Regions from separate parts of the Homo sapiens genome. Here regions 2, 3 and 4 are each linked to region 1. The links are chromatin loops, found by intact Hi-C in ENCODE. Cell type or tissue: HCT116. All regions are shown on one strand. Links, peaks and the distances in the headings refer to the core of each region. The heading gives the core; the rest is flanking DNA. Region 1 has its middle 190 kb from the start of LINC01375. Region 2 holds the start of HTR7 (5-hydroxytryptamine receptor 7). Region 3 holds the start of LINC01375 (long intergenic non-protein coding RNA 1375). Region 4 has its middle 220 kb from the start of LINC02653.

What was found. A loop is a pair of places that touch in the nucleus more often than their neighbours do. Peaks named below come from ENCODE experiments on the same cell type or tissue, not always from the same donor. Only the 100,000 strongest peaks of a DNase experiment are listed, where the experiment ranks them.
Region 2: it touches region 1 in a loop (7-fold over the local background); 9 of 110 quality-filtered maps call a loop at or near these places.
Region 3: it touches region 1 in a loop (3-fold over the local background); 13 of 110 quality-filtered maps call a loop at or near these places.
Region 4: a loop joins it to region 1, with 3.0 times the contacts of the local background. A loop is called at or near these places in 2 of 110 quality-filtered maps.

The regions. Positions count from the first base shown.
Region 1 is chr10:90,146,033-90,150,936 of GRCh38, forward strand. No RefSeq gene overlaps it. Among named protein-coding and RNA genes, the nearest start is that of LINC01375, 190 kb to the left of the region's middle. In HCT116, for the core only: CTCF peaks have their summits at 2,614 (motif pointing right) and 2,814; DNase peaks (open chromatin) are centred at 2,289 and 2,639; H3K4me3 peaks cover 883 bases; H3K27ac peaks cover 2,500 bases.
Region 2 is chr10:90,855,701-90,860,604 of GRCh38, forward strand. It overlaps HTR7 (5-hydroxytryptamine receptor 7), which reads right to left and starts at 2,339. Exons shown (of 4, transcript NM_019859.4): 1 at 1,433-2,339. The coding sequence starts at 1,971. RefSeq lists silencers at 1,937-1,986, 2,007-2,376. In HCT116, for the core only: CTCF peaks have their summits at 2,117 (motif pointing right) and 2,317; no DNase peak of the experiment used is centred there; H3K4me3 peaks cover 2,500 bases; H3K27ac peaks cover 2,500 bases.
Region 3 is chr10:89,953,162-89,958,065 of GRCh38, forward strand. LINC01375 (long intergenic non-protein coding RNA 1375) reads right to left here and starts at 4,212. Exons shown (of 4, transcript NR_110655.1): 1 at 3,988-4,212; 2 at 3,054-3,276; 3 at 2,714-2,842. In HCT116, for the core only: a CTCF peak has its summit at 1,829 (motif pointing right); a DNase peak (open chromatin) is centred at 1,783; H3K27ac peaks cover 730 bases.
Region 4 is chr10:90,317,956-90,322,859 of GRCh38, forward strand. No RefSeq gene overlaps it. Among named protein-coding and RNA genes, the nearest start is that of LINC02653, 220 kb to the right of the region's middle. RefSeq lists enhancers at 1,057-1,792, 1,793-2,526. In HCT116, for the core only: no CTCF peak of the experiment used is centred there; a DNase peak (open chromatin) is centred at 1,756; H3K27ac peaks cover 2,500 bases.

The DNA of each region.
Region 1 (4,904 bases), core at 1,303-3,802:
TCTCACTGTCACCCTTGTACTCTTTGCCCTGTGTGCTTAAAGACTTAATGAAGAAATGGAACTGATCTGTGCATCCCAGTATCTTCAGACACTCTTCCACATTTGTCTGGCCAGCATTTCTACAGTTATGGCTCAAGAGGAAGGTTAGTGTCATCTGCAAACTGCAAGCACCTGGGTTTATATTTCCAAAAGAAATGTCAGCCTGAAAGCTATTCTTCACTTCAAGGGGATTAGAGCTTCAGCTGATATTGGACTCTCTTATTTGTTTCTATAAATTTTTAACAGCCTGAAATGGCATTAAACTCTGTGGAGAGCACCATATAATGCCACTAATCCTGTTGATCTTAACATTGCTTTACAGAGGTGAGAAGAACAATAAATCCTTTTATGTGTAAATCAGGAGAGATGTTAGCCATTTCTCTGCAAGGACATATCTTATTACTAGAGTTGGCTGAAACAAATCAGAGCTCAAGTATTAAATTTGAGATGCTCCATTTTTCTTTTCCCTGATAGTCCATTGATTCTCACCCTCCTCTGATTGTCCCATCTTCAAATAGTTGTATGTTTCCATCTGTGTGTCTGCCTGTCTGCCTGTCTGTCTGTTCTACCTCTCTCAATTTGCTAAACCTCAGGTTTTGGCCATCCTGCTATTTTAGGATATATTCCTGAAGAGTATTGTGACAGATATTTTTAGGGAACAGTGTAAGACTTGATTCTTGGTTTCTAAGAGCTTGCAGTCTCCTAGAAGGAATAAACCAAGTGGACATATAACAGAAACTTAAGGCTGTATTTAATAGACTATTGGTAAGGGTGAGTGAGGGCTTAGTGGCTGTGCTTGAATTCTGTGCTTGTCTCTCCCACTGACTACCTGTACAACCCCAGGCAAGTCCTTTGATCTCTCTGAACCTCGGTTCTTCATTTGCAATACAAATTAATTACATAGGGTTTTTGCGATGATTAAATGAAGCATAGACTATTTAGTACAATGCTATTTATTGCTATAATTAGTATTATAATTTGTGTTCAACGAGATGTATAAGCAATGACCAAAGTGGTCCTTATAATCTTTGTTAATGGTGGATTGGCTCCACTGCCAATAATAAAATGCATTAGGTTTGGGTTTTTATGCATGTACATTAGGATAGACTGCTTTCAGAAATAAAGCTAACCAAAGGCTCCTCAGCACTCACCAGCATTATACATATGGTAAAGTCATTTATTTTACACGAGTGATATGGCCATGATTAAAAAGAGATACTCCTGAAACTTCTTTCCTGTGGTAGAATATGTTGCAGTAAAACACCTGCACTGTTTCAAATAATTCCTATTCAAGTGTGTTGCCTTTCCAGAGCCGCAATTTATCCAGACCAAAGATAGTCATGGTCACTGCCCTGCATATGTCATCATGTTTGCTGTGTTTGGTCCCAAATACACCAAACTCACTCAGCTGTTTGCAGGTTTGGCCAGTATCTGTGCTTAATGTCTTCCCAATTTCTATTATAGAGGGTGATACCTACCACTTCCCCCTCTTGCTGCCCCTTCTCATTCCAGCAGAAACACCCATGACTCACTTGAGTTATGGAGGAAAAGGAATCACAGTCTTTAGAATTTAGGGTACCAGAAGAGGCCAATCTGCTTTAGGACTTTGGCAATCTGGAGTTCCCAGTGGAACAGGAGAGCAAAGGAGATAAGTGAAAGAGGCCTATAATCAGAACATCAAAGTGTCTTGTAGCCCAAGTTCTGATTTACTTCTTATGCTAGATGAATCACTGAGACTTCTGTGGCCTCAATCCACCCATCTGTATAGTAGATGTATTGCACTGTAAGGTTATTTTATTCACCACCTCACCCATTTAATATTATAAAGAGCCTACTCTGTATTATGCATTGTGTAGAATATGAGACACAGTTACACACACACCACACATATCATTGCTCAGAATGTGTTGAGAGCCACAAAAAGATAAAAAAAAAACGTGAGGGGCTGCAGTTGTTCTGCTGTGTTTCTTTAAGCTACTTCTTAGTTCTAGGCATTAGGGCCAAATCTGTGATTTGTCTCCTCAAGTTCATCCACATCTCATGGATCATCACTACGTTTCTGGGACTCTGTTGTCTCCTATAAAAAATGAGAGAAATTAATTGAATAGCTATTTCAAAGGATTTTTTTTTCAAGAGGGCAGATGGAGAAAGGTGAGGAAGATTAAGGGAGAAAATCCATCTGGATGAATCATTCTGTGGTCACATATCCATATCTTATTTGTCTCCTAAACTCATTGTGAGTTGGGCAATGAAGATATTCTTGTTCCTTTTTGAACTAGAAGAAAATGAAGACTCAGAGGCTGAATCATGTTCTGAAGGATAAATCAAGGTCCGGATGCTCAGTACAGTACTATCAGTACGATGCACAAAGGAATCTATGTTAATTCCTTAAACGCAAAACTCACCTTTGCCATGATTTTAACCTTCTTTACCAAATAAGCTTTGTCAGAATTAGCTAGTCACAAGCATTTTCTTCTCCTAACTTATAATGCATGTAGTAGAGAAGATAATGTATCGTGCTATCAGTTTTTTGGTGAAAAATTTTCATCCAAGTTGAGGTTGGAGTGCTTAGAATTAGCTCAACCAGAGGATGTTTCTTCTGCCAATAGGTGGCAGAGTGAGTAAGCTTGTCTGAGAATGAAAATGAAATCTGAAAGAAGGGCACTTGGATTGGGATCTCCTGTTGAATCAACCTACAATGATGATGTACCTACAGTGCAAAGCCCACCACAAAGCATGGAAGACTTGAAAAAGACACCATCTCTTTATCTTTTGCAGTTCGCATTTAGCAGATCCATAAAAGGCTTTTTCTTTTTATAACAAGAAACATTATGCAAATGGTTAGCAGAGCAAAAGAAACATAAAGAGCGAAATACAACTATGTTAAGTAAACTATACATTTCTTATCTCTTCTTGATATAATGCATTCCTTAGTCCTAACTCTAATATTGAGGAAACCAAACTGTGCTTATAAGGAACCACAAAGAAATCAAAAACAATAAAACCCCAAAACTCTGACTTAGACTCAGGGGCCCCAGCCTTCTCTAAAGGAATAAAGTGCCCTCTTCTTTTCCTGACTATCCACTGATACTGATAAATGCTAAAGAGTTTTCTCTGGAACAAGTTGTCTTTCTTCTATTCCTTGAATAACCAAAGGAAATTCAATTAAAACTATTTATAATTTTATATAAAGAAGAAATAACTTGTGAAATATATTTTTTACTTGTCTATTTGCCTACTGAATTATTAAAAGGAAAGAAATGGAAGATGAAAATACTGGTGAACTCTTATTCATCCTCCAAACCCAGCAAAATTGGGGTCTCCCTAGGGAAGATTCTTCTATCTCTTTGTTTATCCTTTCTTCTGGGCTTCTAAAGCACAGTGTACCTTTTGACATCACATACATTTATCAGGCTCTTTTAATAACTTTTAAAAAATCTTTATATTTTTCTCAACTGAGATCTTGGATGTCATGAAGATGTAATTAGTTATCTTGATTCTCAGTGCCAAATGCAGGAATCATATATTAAGTATTTATGAATAAATGATGTACAAATAGACAAATGGTTAAAAAGGAAGGATTGAGTAGTTTGTAAACTGCATCTTCATTTTTGGATGAATATGAAAGCAACTATGCAGAAATTATGAAATGACAGACAGCTTGGCGGCATCAGTTTTGTGACACATCAGCCATCACATATTTTAGAGCCATATCTGAGTTCATATCTGACCCTGCCACATTCTAGAAAATAATTGAACACCTTTGAGTTTGTTTACTCATAAAATGGGAAAAAATAGTCCTTTACAGAACTGTTACTAGCTTAAATTGCTAATAAAAAGCTTTATACAATGTGAATATACATAAGGTATGATGACTATTACTGTTATCTCTGTGACAAACCACTTTCTCTTTTAAGTGGTATTGAATATCTTTACCAAATTGCAGCCAAATTGGCAAACAAATCAAAAGTAGTTTTTGTTTGTAGTTGTGAGAAACAAAACAAGTTTTTTGTTTGTTCTCTTTTTTGTTCTTTTTTTTTTGATATCACCTTGGTTTTGCTACCAAAGAAGTAAAGACAATTTTGCAGATGAAAAATTGCTGATTCATTGAAGAAAAAAAATGGTTTGCATTTGTTATTTATTTTTATGATTTACTTTAATGGACAGTTTGTAAATGAAAAGGGCTTATTTTATTTTATTCTTATACTAAATTTTAGAAGGTATTTTTATAAAGACCCTGAATTGTGTTACCTCTCTGATAGGTCTTAGATACTTTTTTCCTCTGGAAGATTTATAAATTAATAATTTGATAGGCTATAATTTAAAGTATGACTTTAAGTTCAAATTGGGGCCTGTGAAATTTTGAGAGTGGAGAATCCATTTGGGTAAAGAGAAAACACTCAAAATACATTTGTGATTTGTAAAGTTGTTTACAGAATGATTCAAAAACTGCGTCTGGGTACTCAGAGATCCAAGTCTAAGTTAAATTGTCTGTGATACCCACGGCTGTGCTGTCTCCTTCTTTCAGTTCACTCCGGGGTCAGGTTAGCTGCATCCTTAGCCTTTGGCATGGAATGTGCTTTGATGAACAAATGTCTCATCAAACAGCCAAAATGGTAGAACTTGCGTACTTTGAGGTCAGACACCATGTCTTAACCATAATTAAAAGATCATGAAACAATAAAAAGTAGGTGACAAGATCACCTGCTGGATTCACCTCAATTCTTTAAAGTTACTTCTTTGAGGGCATGCAGCTTGCAAAGCCCATGCTTTAAAAATGCACTGTGATTTTCTCATCCCCCACCCCCTGTCTTAGCTGTATCCAAAGAAAATTTTTATCCTTATTTTTGTCTGTGGAGTGAGAT
Region 2 (4,904 bases), core at 782-3,281, 710 kb after region 1:
TTCAGAACTTCAGCTGCCAAATTTGGTGCTAATATTCTCACATATGCAGTTCATGCTCTGCTCTTAAGTAATTCCTTGTTTGCTGTCAGCAGCTTCTACCATGATATATAAAATGGTAGAATCAATTTAAAGAAAAATAACCTAAATTGTTAGCTAAATGGAGCTACAATGTGTTTTTCTTCTTGAAAATATTCCCTTTTCTATTATTTCCTTTATTTAGTAATTATAAACCCTGGTCAAGCAAAAAATACATACAGCAGAACATTTTAAGTACCAGCAAACCACAAACAGCAGTGTTTTCAAGAAGAAAAAAAGGAAAATCTCAGTTTCATGCTAGACCATCCTTTGAGGCACTGTCATTTTAAGTGTGGAGGCATCAATTATTTCCCCTAGGCTGAAAGATCTACACATATAAAGGTTCTATAGATCCACTAAGAAAATAAGCAACCATTTCTCTGTATCATTAAACACAACAGGATACTAGTCTTGAAACACCGGCAAAATTCTGAGTGTGAATATTAAGGTCTCATATTTCAGTTTCAAGTGAAATAGAGTTGTTTTAGGCCAAAGAGGATTGAGACCATACTTCAAGTTGTCAACTGCATAATATTTCAAGGGTCAAAGACTAGCTCCATTTCAAAAGCCTGTAACCTTACAGCCTGAAGAAACCCTGTGGGTCTCCTAGTTCAATATGACACCCAAGGCAGGAATTTTTCCCCTAGCATCCCTGACAGATGGTCAGCCTCTGTTTCAATTACTCCAGTGGGGGAGTTCTCAAGAGAAGGTTCCCAAGGGCTATGATGAAAGGCTAGAACCAGCCATTCAGACCTGGAGGAAGGCTCCAGTCAGCAAGCTCGCAAGATACAGACAGCATTACCAAACATTGAAACCAGACTTCCACAAGCAAGAATGCGATTCCGAACTGACCATCATAAAGATGCAATGTGTAAGACATACAAACCCCAATTCTAGAACCATCCAAGGTCCTTTTACTGGCCTAGGGAGTAGCTCCCACAATGGGGTAAGCAAGGTGGCTTTTCTCCGACTTATTATTATTATTTTTTAATGACTCTTTAAGGCTCACAGCAAGGCTTGATCAAGTCAGGGAGCACCAAATCCCTTCCTTCCAAAAACCAAGGCAAGGGACCCGCTGGTGGAAATGCTAAGGCTTAAAATACTCTTAACTTTGGTCTTAAATTCGTCACTACAGTAAACCAGAACATTTCCGGTTTTTCTTTTAAAGATGTACATAGGCTATGCCGTAACCGAAGTTTGGTTGGTGTAGGGTGGATTGGGGGGAGCGGTGTTTTAAGCGCAGCCCTTCATCCCGCCTTGAAGTCTAGCTTGATCCTCCCAGGAAAGGCGAGCGCGCGGGGCTGAGCTGCCAGCCGGTCCCCAGCCGGAGCCTGGGACGGGGCGGTCCGGCCCTTACCTGTCAATGCTGATCACGCACAGGGTCATGATCGAGGCCGTGCAGCACATGACGTCCATGGCGATGAAGACATTACAGAAAAAGTGTCCAAAGATCCACTTGCCCCCGATGAGGTCGGTGACGCTGACGAAGGGCATGACCGCCACAGCCACCGAGAGGTCGGCCAGCGCCAGGGACACGATCAGGTAGTTGGAGGGCTGGCGGAGCTTCTTGACGAAGCACACGGAGATCACCACCAGGCAGTTGCCCGCGATCGTCAGCAGCGTGATGAGCGTCAGGATGGAGCCGATCACAACTTTCTCGACTCTGCCGTAGTTGATCTGTTCCCCACAGCCGGAGGCATTGTCCGGGGGCGCGTCCCAGGTGGGCGCCGGGCTGGCTGTCACCTCGCTCAGCAGGTGCGGCGCCCAGGAGCCCGCGACCGGGTCGGCGCCACCGTCGGGGCTCAAGTCGGGCAGCCCGCGCCCCACTTCTGGCAGAAGGAAAGAGCGGAGGTGCCCGTAGAGGTCCGGGCGGCCGCTGCTGTTAACGTCCATCATCGCGCCGCCGTGTGCCGCTGCCCATGGAGCCGGCGCCCCGGCCACGCGCCTCCGGCTGCCGGCCCCGGGGCTTCACCTCACCGGTTCCGCTCCGCCCGGCCCAGCCATGGGGCCCGCGCCGACCGCTGGGGGGCGCCTGGCTCTGTCTCGGAGCCCCGCACTCCCCGGACCCCCGGCCGCTGCGGGTAACGCGGCAGCGCGGCCTCACGGGGACTCCCTGCGGGAGGCGCTTCGGCCCCCGACGGACGCCTGGGACGCGCGGAGTCGAGGGAGCTCGGGCTGGGCTCCGCTGGCAGCTCCACAGTTCGCAGCAGCAGCTCGGCTGCGCCGAGAGCGCCCGGGCGGCAGCGGCAGAAGTTGCGGAGTGCGCCCCGCCCCTCGCGCCCGCCGCCGCCGCCGCCGCCGCCGCCGCTCCCCTGCGGCAGCCGCGCCGCGTCCCCGCCGCCGCCGCCTCCGGCCGCTGCCCGCTCCCTCGCGCTCCTGGGACGGGATACCCGGGCTGGGCAGGCACCGCCGCCTCTCCCGCGCCTCCCTACTGTGAGGGGGCGGCGCTGCACGCGCCTCCCGGGATCCCGGGTCCCCTCGCCCGGGAAGCTGTCCTTGCCGCATGATAGATACTTAGAACCCCTCCAGCCGACCCCAGCCTCCGCACACTAGTCAGCCACAGTTCAGTGGGGGCATTTTTCTTTTGTTAAGAGGCCTAATGAGCCAGCGGATGTTTGGGCTCATTGCGAAATGAAGAACCTAGAGGGGGATTTTATTTTTCTTAATTAAACAACAACCAAAAAAACGTCTCTGAGCACTACACTAAGCAACAAATAGGTACTTCCGTTTTCTATTTTGACCGCTTATGGGAAGAAGCGAAGATGGAAAAGAAGCAGCCGAATGGGGTGAGGGTGGGAGCTCCGAGAAGAGGAAGAAAGAAAAAAAGGAGGGAGGGGGATTCCTTAAGCCCCTGGCACCCAGGAGATGAGGATGCTCTGGGGACAAGGCCTCCAAGGGGGTTACACCCATTTGGACTAATCCTTCCTGGATGTCTAGAAACAGTCCTCTCCGCTCTGAAAATAGACCCTGATTGCCTTTATATTTAGACTTCAAAGCCTAATATATTGAAAAGAGAGTTAATTTTCCCGTAGCATTCTGGAAGTCTTACACATAAGCAAAGAAATGACCGGTTATACTCTTCTATAAAGGAATCCTGGAGGTGTATGTTGATTTAATACCTATTGGCTAAAATTCCCCTTGGTATCCAAACCCTGTCAGAGCGGCTGATTTTTATTATTTGTGAGACTTGCTTCATTCCATTTTGTTTGAAGGTTTCATTGGAAGCCAGCAGTGATTTCTGTAGTTTAAGACTCTAAAAATAATCAAATCTGTTTTTTCTTGTTAGGCCCTAGCGGATTATAAATAAGAAGAAAAGGAATAAAAACCTCAAAGTATATTGATCAGAGTGCTGAATAGTACTTTCATTCTTCAAGGTGGGTATTAGCTCTGTTTTTCCAGATAGGGAAGGTTGTTAGCTCTTGCAATCAGCTGGTAAGGAATAGTTATGTTTCAAACCCAAGTTTATCTGATTACTATGCCCATATTCTTCCCTGTACACATTCAGAAAAAGTTTTAATGGAAAAAAAAAAAAGCCCTAATGTTCACAGCTCTTTTGCTGTGATCAACATTTCAGAGGCTCCTCTCTGCCTAGGATAAGCAAACCAATCCATTGAGTCAGAGGAAGAGTTGAATATAATACCTAGGCCACAAAGCAATATTATCTAACAGTTAAGATGGATGAGGAAATTTCTTCAACCTTACTTATGTTAGTTATTCTCTGTTTCGCTTTTCTTGGTTTGTTATCTGTGGTGAACCACGGTCCGAAAATATTAAATGGAAATTTTCAGAAATAAACAATGTGTAAGTTGTCAATTGCACACTATTCTGAGTAGCGTGATGAAATCTCTATCTTACCCAGGATATGAATCATCCCTTGTCCAACATATCCACACTGTATATGCCATCCACCATTAGTCACTTAGTAGCCCTCTCTCTTACCAGATCAAAAAAAAAAACATAGTATATATACGATTGGGTACTATCCGGGGTTTTAGGCATCCACTGGGGATCTTGGGAGAGAGGAAATCTCAGACAAAAGACAAATAGTTTGTTGCTGGAATGCATCTAAGAAACCATTTGTTCACCCTTCAGTGCAGAGGAGGAAATAGAGGCTGGGAGAAATTTTATAACTTATCCAAGATCATATGTGACTGCATTGAAATGTCTCCATTTTTTTATTTTGAGGTTTGGAATTGTCTTAAGGTCTTTTAAAAATTCCTTCATGTAGTATATTCCCCAAGATACTTTTGATATTTTTTTCATTTTAACTTTTCAACTCATTTTAACTTATTTTGACTTTTGTATTCTTCCCCTTGAATACCCTAATCAGTTCAGCTTATATATTCTGTCTTGGCTCTGTCAAATAATATTCCAGAGTAATTACACACAGATTTTGAAAATTAATCATTTTATTTGTATTTAAACCTCTAGTCAATATGATTTACCACCTACACTCTTACAGCCCTCACGTAGCCCATTTATATTTCACAACAGCTTCTAGTTTTTGCTTTTGTCTTGTTTTAGTCCCTTTGGGATGCCATAACAAAAATATCATAGCCTGGGTGGCTTAACAACAAACATTTACCAAGAACAAGGCAACAGTAAATTTAGCCATGTTGCTGTGTCCTCACCTGGCAAAGGGGGTAGGAGAGCTCTCTGGGTCTCTCTTTCTTTTTTTTTTTTTTTTTTTTTTTTTTTGAGACAGGGTCTTGCTCTGTCACCCAGGCTGGAGTGCAGTGGCGCGATCTCGGCTCACTGCAACCTCAACCTCCCAGGTTCAAGCGATTCTTCTGCCTCAGCTTCCCAAGTAGCTGGGATTACAGGCACAT
Region 3 (4,904 bases), core at 833-3,332, 190 kb before region 1:
CTAAATTCTTTTCAGATATACAAATAAGCTGTGTCAGTTACTTAACCACTTGACAATAATGTCTACTATTTACTGAGTTCTATTCTGGTGGACAAACCGTTATAAAAAAGTTAGTTTTATGCAATGTGTTATTTATTATATATTATTTGTCATATGCCATTCATTATTCATATGTCATTCATTGTTTAGTAAACATTGGAAACAATCCACCTACTGAACAGCTTGGAAATGGGTTAAGTAAACTAGGATGTGTCCACCTAATAAAATAGCATCTGGCTATTACAGTGATATTAACAAAGAGTTTGTAAAAACAAATGAAATAATTATTACACTGAATGAATAAATTAAATTATAAAATCTTATTTTTATAAAATATTAATAGAGAAAAAGACTGGAAGGAAGCATTCCAAAAGGTTTACATTATTTGCCTCTGGGTTGTGAGATATGAGGATTAGTTGTTTTTCTTCTTTTTTCCTTGGTTCCTTCTGTGTTATTCACATTATCTGCCATGAGTGTTATTTTCATAATCTCCAACCAAACTAAAAATCTTATTTAGGAGGCATTTGAATTATTCATAAGTACCAATGGAAACTTCAGTTAGCATAGATAGGTACCATTATGTTTGGGTATTCAAATAAAGTGCAACATCATGCAATTTTAGTATTTTCAGTAAAAGTGATTTGTTCAAAGTATAAAAAAGTATGACTTAATTATGGTCTTTATCCAAGTTCCATTTACAGCACAAGAATTAAGAGTGCCTGAATTGCATATTGACTTACTGTCGTGCTTCCACTGTGTGAGTGTAATGTCTGGGAGCAGAGCCTTAGGAGACACTCTTCTGCTTGCTGCTCAGGTGCTTTTCCTGGAATCCCTATGCTGCCCTCCTGCACCCAGCTCAGTCCCACTCCCACTCCCACTCCCACTCTTTCATGACTCCTCTTAAAGGTCCTTCCTTTAGAGATGTCTTCCCTCACTCCCCTTCTCACTCAACGCTTAGGTGCCAAAGGAAGGTCATCCAACTAAACACCCTGCCAGCACTCTGCATTTTTCCCAGCTGCTCTTTCCACAATGAGTTTGTATCATGATCCATGTAATTTATGTGTCTGTCCTCCTGCTGTACTTTAAGCTCCATGAAAGGAAGGACTGTGTCTGTTTGGTTCCCTGCTGCATTCCCATTACCTAGCACAGAGTCTAACGCATGAGTTCAGTAACTATTTGTTGCATGAATGAGTGAATCCATCACATTTTAGAGATACCATATGTGAATTTCGAATATGTAAACATCCCCATGCAATTAAAATCTTGCTTGAAGGAGAAGCCTGGGAATTGGAACATGATAAGAGTTGGTTGTAGAGTGGAAATGTGAGGTTGCACCTCCCTTCAAACACATTAGCATTTGTGTGTGAGTGTGTGTGTGTGTGCATGTGTGTTAGTCTATTAACCATATTCTATAGTCACAACCGAGGTTTAGTAGAGGCATAGAATTCTGGATGAGTGTGAAGGCAATGGACTAGACTAATTGGGTTTGAAAACCAGTCAGATATTTACTAGATCTCTGAATATGGCATGTCATTTAATACCACTAAGTTTTGGTTTCTTCATTTGCATAACTGCGCTGCGGTACCTATTTAGGTTGTTGTATAGATAAAACAAGATAATGAACATAAAATGCTGAACATAGAGCTCTGAAGAATTGTAGGTGTTCAATAAGTCTCTTCAGCAACAGCAGTTATTGTTATTCCTACTACTTTGTTATTAACAATTTCTAAAGTTAACAATTTTCTGAAACAAAAATTTCTCAGTGACCACTAGATGGCATTAAGGTTAATTTAAAATATAGACAGTATAGCCATTATTCATATCAGTAAAAACTTGTGGTGAAAAGTAATTTCATACATTTTGCTTTAAGTTGTGGACTTAATAAGTTGTGATTTTGCATTATTTTATGTAGAAAAATCCTATAAGAGATTATATTTGTTTCAGCTTTGTTTCCATCAAGGATTCCTCATGCTGCTTCTCTTTATCTTTTTTGAAGTAGGAAAGTTATTGCTGAAAGTTCTGAATGATGCTGCAAAGTAAATGGCCCTGTGGGTGCACTGAGAACAAAATTACTGTTTTGTAGTTGCTGTATGATGTACTGAGGGTCAACAGCATGCCAAACTCAATGGTGACCTGGAGGGAAAGACTCTGTGGGTTTCCCAAGCTGGGAGCTGAAGACAACAGGATAGTGACTATTTCTGAAACAGATGAGTGAATAAAAAAGTGCCTGGGTAAACCCAGGAGAAAACCCAGTCACTCTGCACCCTTCTCAAGAATGCTGCACTGTGAGGAAGGTATCTGTTGTTTCTTAAACTTTGCAGAATGAAATAAATGAGCAACAAAATGCTAATACAAATATTCTCTTCAAAGACACTGGTGGACTGAAAAATTTAGTATTGCTGAGTTTCTTGTTGTGTTGTATCCATTAATTGTGGATATATCATCAAAGTTGTAGAAGAACTATATATTTAGGGTATTGTTAGAAAAAAACTAACTTAGATAACAAGTAGATTTTGATGAGTTGCATGGCTTCCTATAGGCAAAGAGGTACCATGAAACTTTACTGAAATGGAAAGATTAGTTTGTCATGATGGAAATGAACCTGAGTTGGGGAACGGTCAATTTGGCAATTGTGTTCAATCTGTGAGGTAGATTGCCAAATGGTTCAGCTTACCTCCAACTGTGAACTCCATGAGAGTGTCAGAGGCATGTGCATGTCACTTCTGAATCTCCAAAGCTGAACCTGCAGATAGCATATCTCCAAAGATGCCTACACCATCATATTGTGCTCAATAAACCTTGACTGAAAAATAAATGATAAAATATCTAGTCAGTTAGACCAGATAAAGGAATCCCATTGGGTATCAGCAAAGGGGTTCTTAGTCAAGATGGTATAGCATGTTCATAACAGGACACTCCCCTTCTCTTTCAAATACATAAAAGAATATACAACATAAATAAAAACATAAAGAGGGATAAAAAGGCAAAGTCAAGTTAAAAAATAAGGTAAATACCTATATGAACCAGAAATGGAACCCAAGCACAAAGTAGAGAGTGAAGCTGAAGACATCGAATGCTTGGCTGTCCGTTTGAAAACAAAGCAGTAGAGTTGGGAGTTTTGCTCTTCTGGATACACAAAGTAAATGCACTCTTTGTGGGATGTGGAAATGGGCCCAGGCCCACCGCTTGCATGTAACTCCCAGAGATCTTCACCAGAAGAGTGATTCAGAGTGCCCTCTAACAAGAAGAAAAGTGAACCCACCACAATCTAAATGTCTAGGTATTAGTCTTATAGGCTTAGAAAAGTGATTTCTTTTCTAATATAGAAGCAAGTTTTTCTATTTCTAAGAAGTAAGAGCTATAAAATATATGAGTCAGATTTATATACAGCACAGTAGTGTTGTTTAGTATATGCTCATTTATGAACCAGTTAAAATTATTATTCCCAGAATAGTTAATTACTATTTTTGGGAGAAACTGAGAGTAAACCTGAATTTCATAATGAAAACAAACTGAACAATAGATGACAGAAGTGTTCAAAACAAACTGTAAAAATTCTATTGGATTCTAATAATAAGCAGAAATTATAACAATAGCTTGTTATAACTGTGGCAAACAATACCAGCTTCCTAAAGATAAATGGCATCAGCATTTAAATGGTCTTTAGAAAATCCAACATTTTGAAACAGTTAATACTTTGTCTACAACTTCATTTTTAAGTATGCTGTTCCTTTTGTCTTGAATGTCTGACACTGCTATTCATACTTCATGACCTAGTTCATTAGTTTCTTTTATATGTATCACTAGAAAAGTGATTTTTTTTTTAAAAAAAGCAAATTTAGAAAGAAATCATCATTCGGATGATTCAGATAAGGCAAGCTCCCAGACATTACGTTAAAAACCTCCAAAACCCTAGAATGCAAATACAGCTAGAAATAACCAACACACTTTCAAGGGGCTCTCTCCTTTGTTGGTAGATCGAGTGTCCCTTATCTGAAATGCTTGAGACCAGAGATGTTTCAGACTTTTTCAGATTTTGGAATATTTACAGTAATATTACTAGCTGAGCATCACTAATCTGAAAATTTGAAATTCAAAATGCTCCAATGAGCATTTCTTTTAAAAGTCATGTTGATGCCCAAAAAGTTTTGCACTTTAGAGCATTTTGGATTTCAGAATTTGGAGTTTGGAATGTTCAGCTGTACTACCCAGGAAACCAATTATAATCAGAAGTTTGCTTGGCTAGTGTGGAATCAGAGCAAGGGGAATTAGTTATATAATTGAAAAGCTTTATGGCAAGCGTTGGCAAACTTCTTCTGTAAAGGGCTGGGCAGTAAATATTTCAGGCTTTGTGGGCCATATAACCTTTGTCAAGACTACTCAACTCTGATAGTGTAGTGCAAAAGCAGCCATAGATGATGTGTAAACAAATGGATGCACCTGTGGTACCAATAAAACTTTATTTAAAAGAATGGGATTCAGCCAGATTTGGCCCATGGACAGTAGTTTGCCAGCCCCTGTTTTGTGGCATTAGGTACTAAATGTCTGACATTTCCACTATGGTGAAATCAGATGTTGTCTATGTAGGTGAATCTCCTCACGTTCTTGAATCAGGACTCTCTCTCTCTTAGTTGTACAGTGTCAAAATTAGTCTCTGCGATTAGTCTTTTTGAGGTCTCTGTTTTCTTTAGGTGGGATAATTTTCCCATTTAGATTAGAGTCAAATGTTATTGGTTTAGGAGGCTTTCTGTCTTAAGGTAACTTTGCACATCTGTGTTTCAGTTCCCTTAGAGCTTAACTCTCAGAGGAAATCTTATGTCCCAATTCCATACTGGTCCTTGGTTCCCCTTATTTCACCGTTCTCC
Region 4 (4,904 bases), core at 782-3,281, 170 kb after region 1:
ACACATCCAAATCTGTTAGATTATGCTGTGCAATGAACCCCAAACTCAGTAGGTTACAATGACAAGGGTTTATTTCCCACTCACATAAGTGCAGTTGTAAACTACCTTTGACTGTGTCCTACATCTTCTTGATTCCAGGATCCACACTGAAGAAGCAGCCCTTTCTCCGTTGTATGGCAGAGAAAAAAAGAGCAGTGCTGGAACCACATATGGCTCTTAGAGCTTTTGCTAAGACTTAGCATAAAACACTCTGTTTATATTTCTTTCACTAAACCAAGTCACATATCCAAGCCTGTTGCTAGAAGCAGGGGGAGTATAATCCTCTTATAGGGAACAGAGAGGAATTGGGAACAACAACTTGCATATAAAGGTAAGTATCAGAGCTGGAAATAAAGCTAAGATTTTCTGATCTTTAAATACAATACTGTTGGGCCTAGCACACTCTTGCGGTGAATGAGCATAGCAGGTACATATAGGCAAATTATGAATTAGTTTGTAATTTTTAATTTCAGAGAAGATATGCAGCTGACGATAAAATTTGAGGGTCATCAGAGTACAAATCCTTCGTAACCATGAGACTAGATTATTTGTAGTTTATGGTAATAATAAAGCCAAAAGTGTGACCTTGGAGGTAAATGGGTAAACTATGGTTGAGAGATAGATTCTTGAAAGATAGAGTGTCAAGGAACTTAGAGATTAAGACATTGAAAGGATCATCGACATGAATATTAAAAACCACCAAAAATGATGGCAATAATAGAATTGGAAAGAGTTCATTGAGCCAGGCTCTAAAAGCTTTAGGCAGTGAGAGAGTAATCTGGGGATCTGAAGAGGAGCACAACTAGAAGGACCAGTCGGTGTTCTAGTTGGATGACCTGTTGTGTAAAGCTCTGTGTGTGTGTAGCAGTAGCAGGAAAGGGGAAGTCAGGAAATGGGAAAGAGAAGTGGTCTGAAGTGGTGATGACAAGGAAGGCATATAACAATCTCCTTCAGAGACCAGCAGCAAGAGGGTTTTAGAGAGAAAATACCCTCCACTTAGGGGTTCTACAAGGAAAGCAGTGAGCTTAGGGTGACCCAGTTTTTAGCAAGATGGCAAAGGAAGCATTCAGAGAATAGTCTGAAGATACGGGAGATTTTGCTCCCGATTGATCTTGAGTCTAAGAATTTACAGTGGAAGGGTTTCAGAGCTTGAAGTAGCATGGGCGATGGATTAGGAGTTATTTGTATGAAGTGACAGGAAGATAAAAATCTGAGGGATAAAGGATGACCTGGGAGTCTGGGCTGCTCTGGTGATTCGAAGCAGAAATCAATGGCACCATGAGCTGAGCCTTGATGGTGCTGAAGCAGGTGGTAATGATAAGTCTGTGAGTATTCATGAAGGAGAACATGTGGGTGTCTGAGTCTCTGCTGGTGTGGAGTCAAAGAAAAGGCCAGGTTTTATCTGCACTGGCCAAGGCTCTGGGGTTTCCTTCTCATTACTGTAGAAGTCACTGCATATCCTATTTGTATTTTATCCCCAGTGCCATCCAGTGCACAGAGATGAAGCTCAGTAAATGTTTGTTGACTGAGAACAGTCCCTGTTTACGATAAACTAATAATAAACATTTGTTAAATTTGAAGACTGGAAATAATGTACATGAAACAATTGTGAATAACTTGGCATGTCTGTGGAGTTTTTCATACCAGATGCTGTTAAGCTTCGCATGGCAGAATGATCTGAGAATGAGTCATCACTGACTCATGGATCCAGCTTGTTTCACCTGCAGCGCTCACTTTAAGTCACAATGACCTTTTCTGACTACTTGTAATGGCAGCACAGTGGGGACTGCAGTTCCTGGAGAGTGCACCATTAATAGAGTAGTTAGCCAGTACTGTTTTGTTGTCCCTCGGAGTAAAAGGGAAAGTGAAGCAAGAGAACAGAGATTTAATACTACATATTTTTTCACTCAATTGAGAAATACAACTGAAAAAAAATATATATCCTTATAAAACTTACTGTTTTAAAAGCGCAGTCCTTGCAAGTTGATTTGGGTGTTTTCAGATAGTGAAAAACTTTTAAAAGATATTAAATTATTACTTTTACTTATGAAGAATAAAAGGTAACATAGAGACATAGAAATCAAGAAATCCTCGAGTATTTTCTTTAGAAACACCCCGATTAGAGAAGGAGTTTCCGTTTTTAAGAGAAAATTAAACCAGATGACCTTAAGTCCTTTTTAACACAAGTTTGTATTAATACCAATTAATAAATTAATCAGATTTGAAAGATTTGTGGACAAATGCCTTTATAACGTTCTTAACTGATATGGACTGAACTGTATGCCCCCCCTTTCCCCCTGGAATTCATATCCTAAAGCTGTAACTCCCAGTGTGACTGTATCTGGAAATAGGGTCTTTAGAAGGTAATTAAGGTTAAATGAAGTCATAGGGAAGGATCCTAATCCCGTAGGACTGTGGCCTTAAAAGAAGAGAAAGAGATGTATGAGTTCCTTATATATTTTGGATATTAAACCTTTATCACATATGTGGTTCGCAAATATTTTCTCTCACTCTGTAGGTTGGCCTTTCATTTTGTTGATTGTTTCCTTTGCTGTGAAGAAGCATTTTACTTTTATGTAGTCCCGTCTGTTTATTCTTATTTTTTGCTTTTTTGCCTGTGTTTTTGGAGTGATATCCAAAAAATCCTTGCCAAGGCCAATGTCAAGGGGCATCCCCCTGCCCCATCCTTTTTTTTTTTTTTTAGACAGACAGGGTCTTACCCTGTCACCCAGGCTGGAGTTTAGTGGAGCAGTATCACAATCATAGCCATGGCATCAGACTCCTGGGCTCAAGCTATCTTCCTGCCTCAGCCTCCCAAGTAGCTGGAACTACAGGCATGAACATATAAACCTCCTAGGAGTTTTACAGTTTCAGGTCTTACATATTCCGGGCTGTGGGGGAAATGAGGAGATGTTGGTCTGGTTGAAGAGTACAAACTTTCAGTTCTAAGATGAATAAGTTCCAATATACAGCATGGTGACTATAGTTAATACTTTATTGTTTATTTGAAATTTGCTAAAAGAGTAGACCTTAAGTGTCCTCACTTCTCTTGGACAAACCAAAAGTGCAACTATGTGTGGTAATAGAAGTGTTGATTAATTTGATTGTGGTAATCATTACACAAAAATATACGTATGTCAAATCATAATGTTGTATACTTTGAGTATACAAAATTTTTATTTGTCAATTATACTTTAATAAAGCTAGGAGGGAAAAGAAGATGAAGAAAGAAAGACTTCTCTGTCTTCACCATGTGAGGACACATCAAAAAGGTGGCCGTCTGCAAGGCCCTCACCAGACACCAACCATGCTGGCACCTTAATCTTGGAATTCCAGTCTCTACAACTGTGAGTCATCCAGTTTAGGGCATTTTATTATGGCGGACACCTACCCACCTTTCTAGAAATGATGCTTGTTTGTTTCTGAAGGAATAATAGAATCATAACTTATTATTGGTTAGGAGCTGAATTCTGAAACATTGTACAACAGTAAAAAATTTGCCATGGAAATATTTAATTATTTTAAGAAATATTAAGAGACATTAAGATCCTCCCTCAGACTGCTAACGTCTCATTGGTATGGACTGTGCTTACTGGTGCATCACCAGCATACTGAGTGAATGAGCAAAGGCATCCAAAGAATCAGCTGAATGGTAAGGGATTGTGAAATAAGAAAAATTCTGAATAATATGTTGCCTGAAGAACTCACATGAAATTAAACTTTTAGCTTTCTTCAGCAACCATGTTCATGTTGAGTGTGGCTCAGGATATCAAAAAATATAAAACTCATTTGTGTTTTTTATTTTTCTGATTTACTACCAAGGAACAATTTTCTAATTTACTACTAAGTCAGTATCAAGACTATTTCCCTTGGATCAATAAAGACAATCACATTTTAATGCCATTGTAGATTTAGGTACCTGAGACTTAGTATTACCTGCAAATAGATGTCACCACATAAAAAGGTTGATTGCACACAAGCAAATGTAAGTATACTAAACAGCACCAAAACTGATCCCTAGTCATCCCCATGTTACTTTGACATTATTCTTATAAGTTTATCATCTAAACTTGTAATTTTCCCTTCAGTTAGCGGAGCTTGTAAGAAAAGTCATAAAATGTTATAACTATTATTAAAAATGAAAGGGAAAATTATTTTTTAAAAAACTCAGTCTGTTCTCTAGTCAGTTGGTGAGAAATCTGGCCAAAAGGATGCAAAGTCGGGCTTTCTGAAAACAGGAGTTCATCACCTTTCCAAAAGGCCAGCTGAGGAAATGTGTTTTTTTATCCTCTTCCATAACTCTTGATGGTACATTTTTGCACTGTATTAAGCTAGAAAAGAAGACCTGGACTAACTGGATCTCATGAATGTGTGAACTTCGTATTTAAAAAATACTAGCACTGAAAGAATCCATCTTAGTGTCCTGGACCATCCAACTAGAAATAATCTATGACCCTCGTGTGATGAATTGATAAATGTCTGCCAAGCTTTTTGTTAACTCCTCTTCACTATTCCTTTCTTCTTGAATCTGAAGCTCTTCAATCTACCATTGTCTTTGTACAATTTCCTCCTTTCTAGGGAAGGCAATGTAGAAAGCCAGTAAAGTATTATTTACCAAGCTCTAGAGTCACAACAAGTTTAAGTCCCAGCTCATCTACTTAAAACATAAATGATCTTGGACAGTTATATTTCCCCTCTCTATGGCTCAGTTTCTTATTTGTAATAGGGAAGCAATCATGGTGCCTAATCAGGTTGGGTACCAGGTTGCTAGATGGATTAAACACAATAATATAGATAGTTCTCCTTGCCTACAGTAAATGGTCAAAATGTTAGCCACTACCATTTTATTATTGCATTTTAAGATT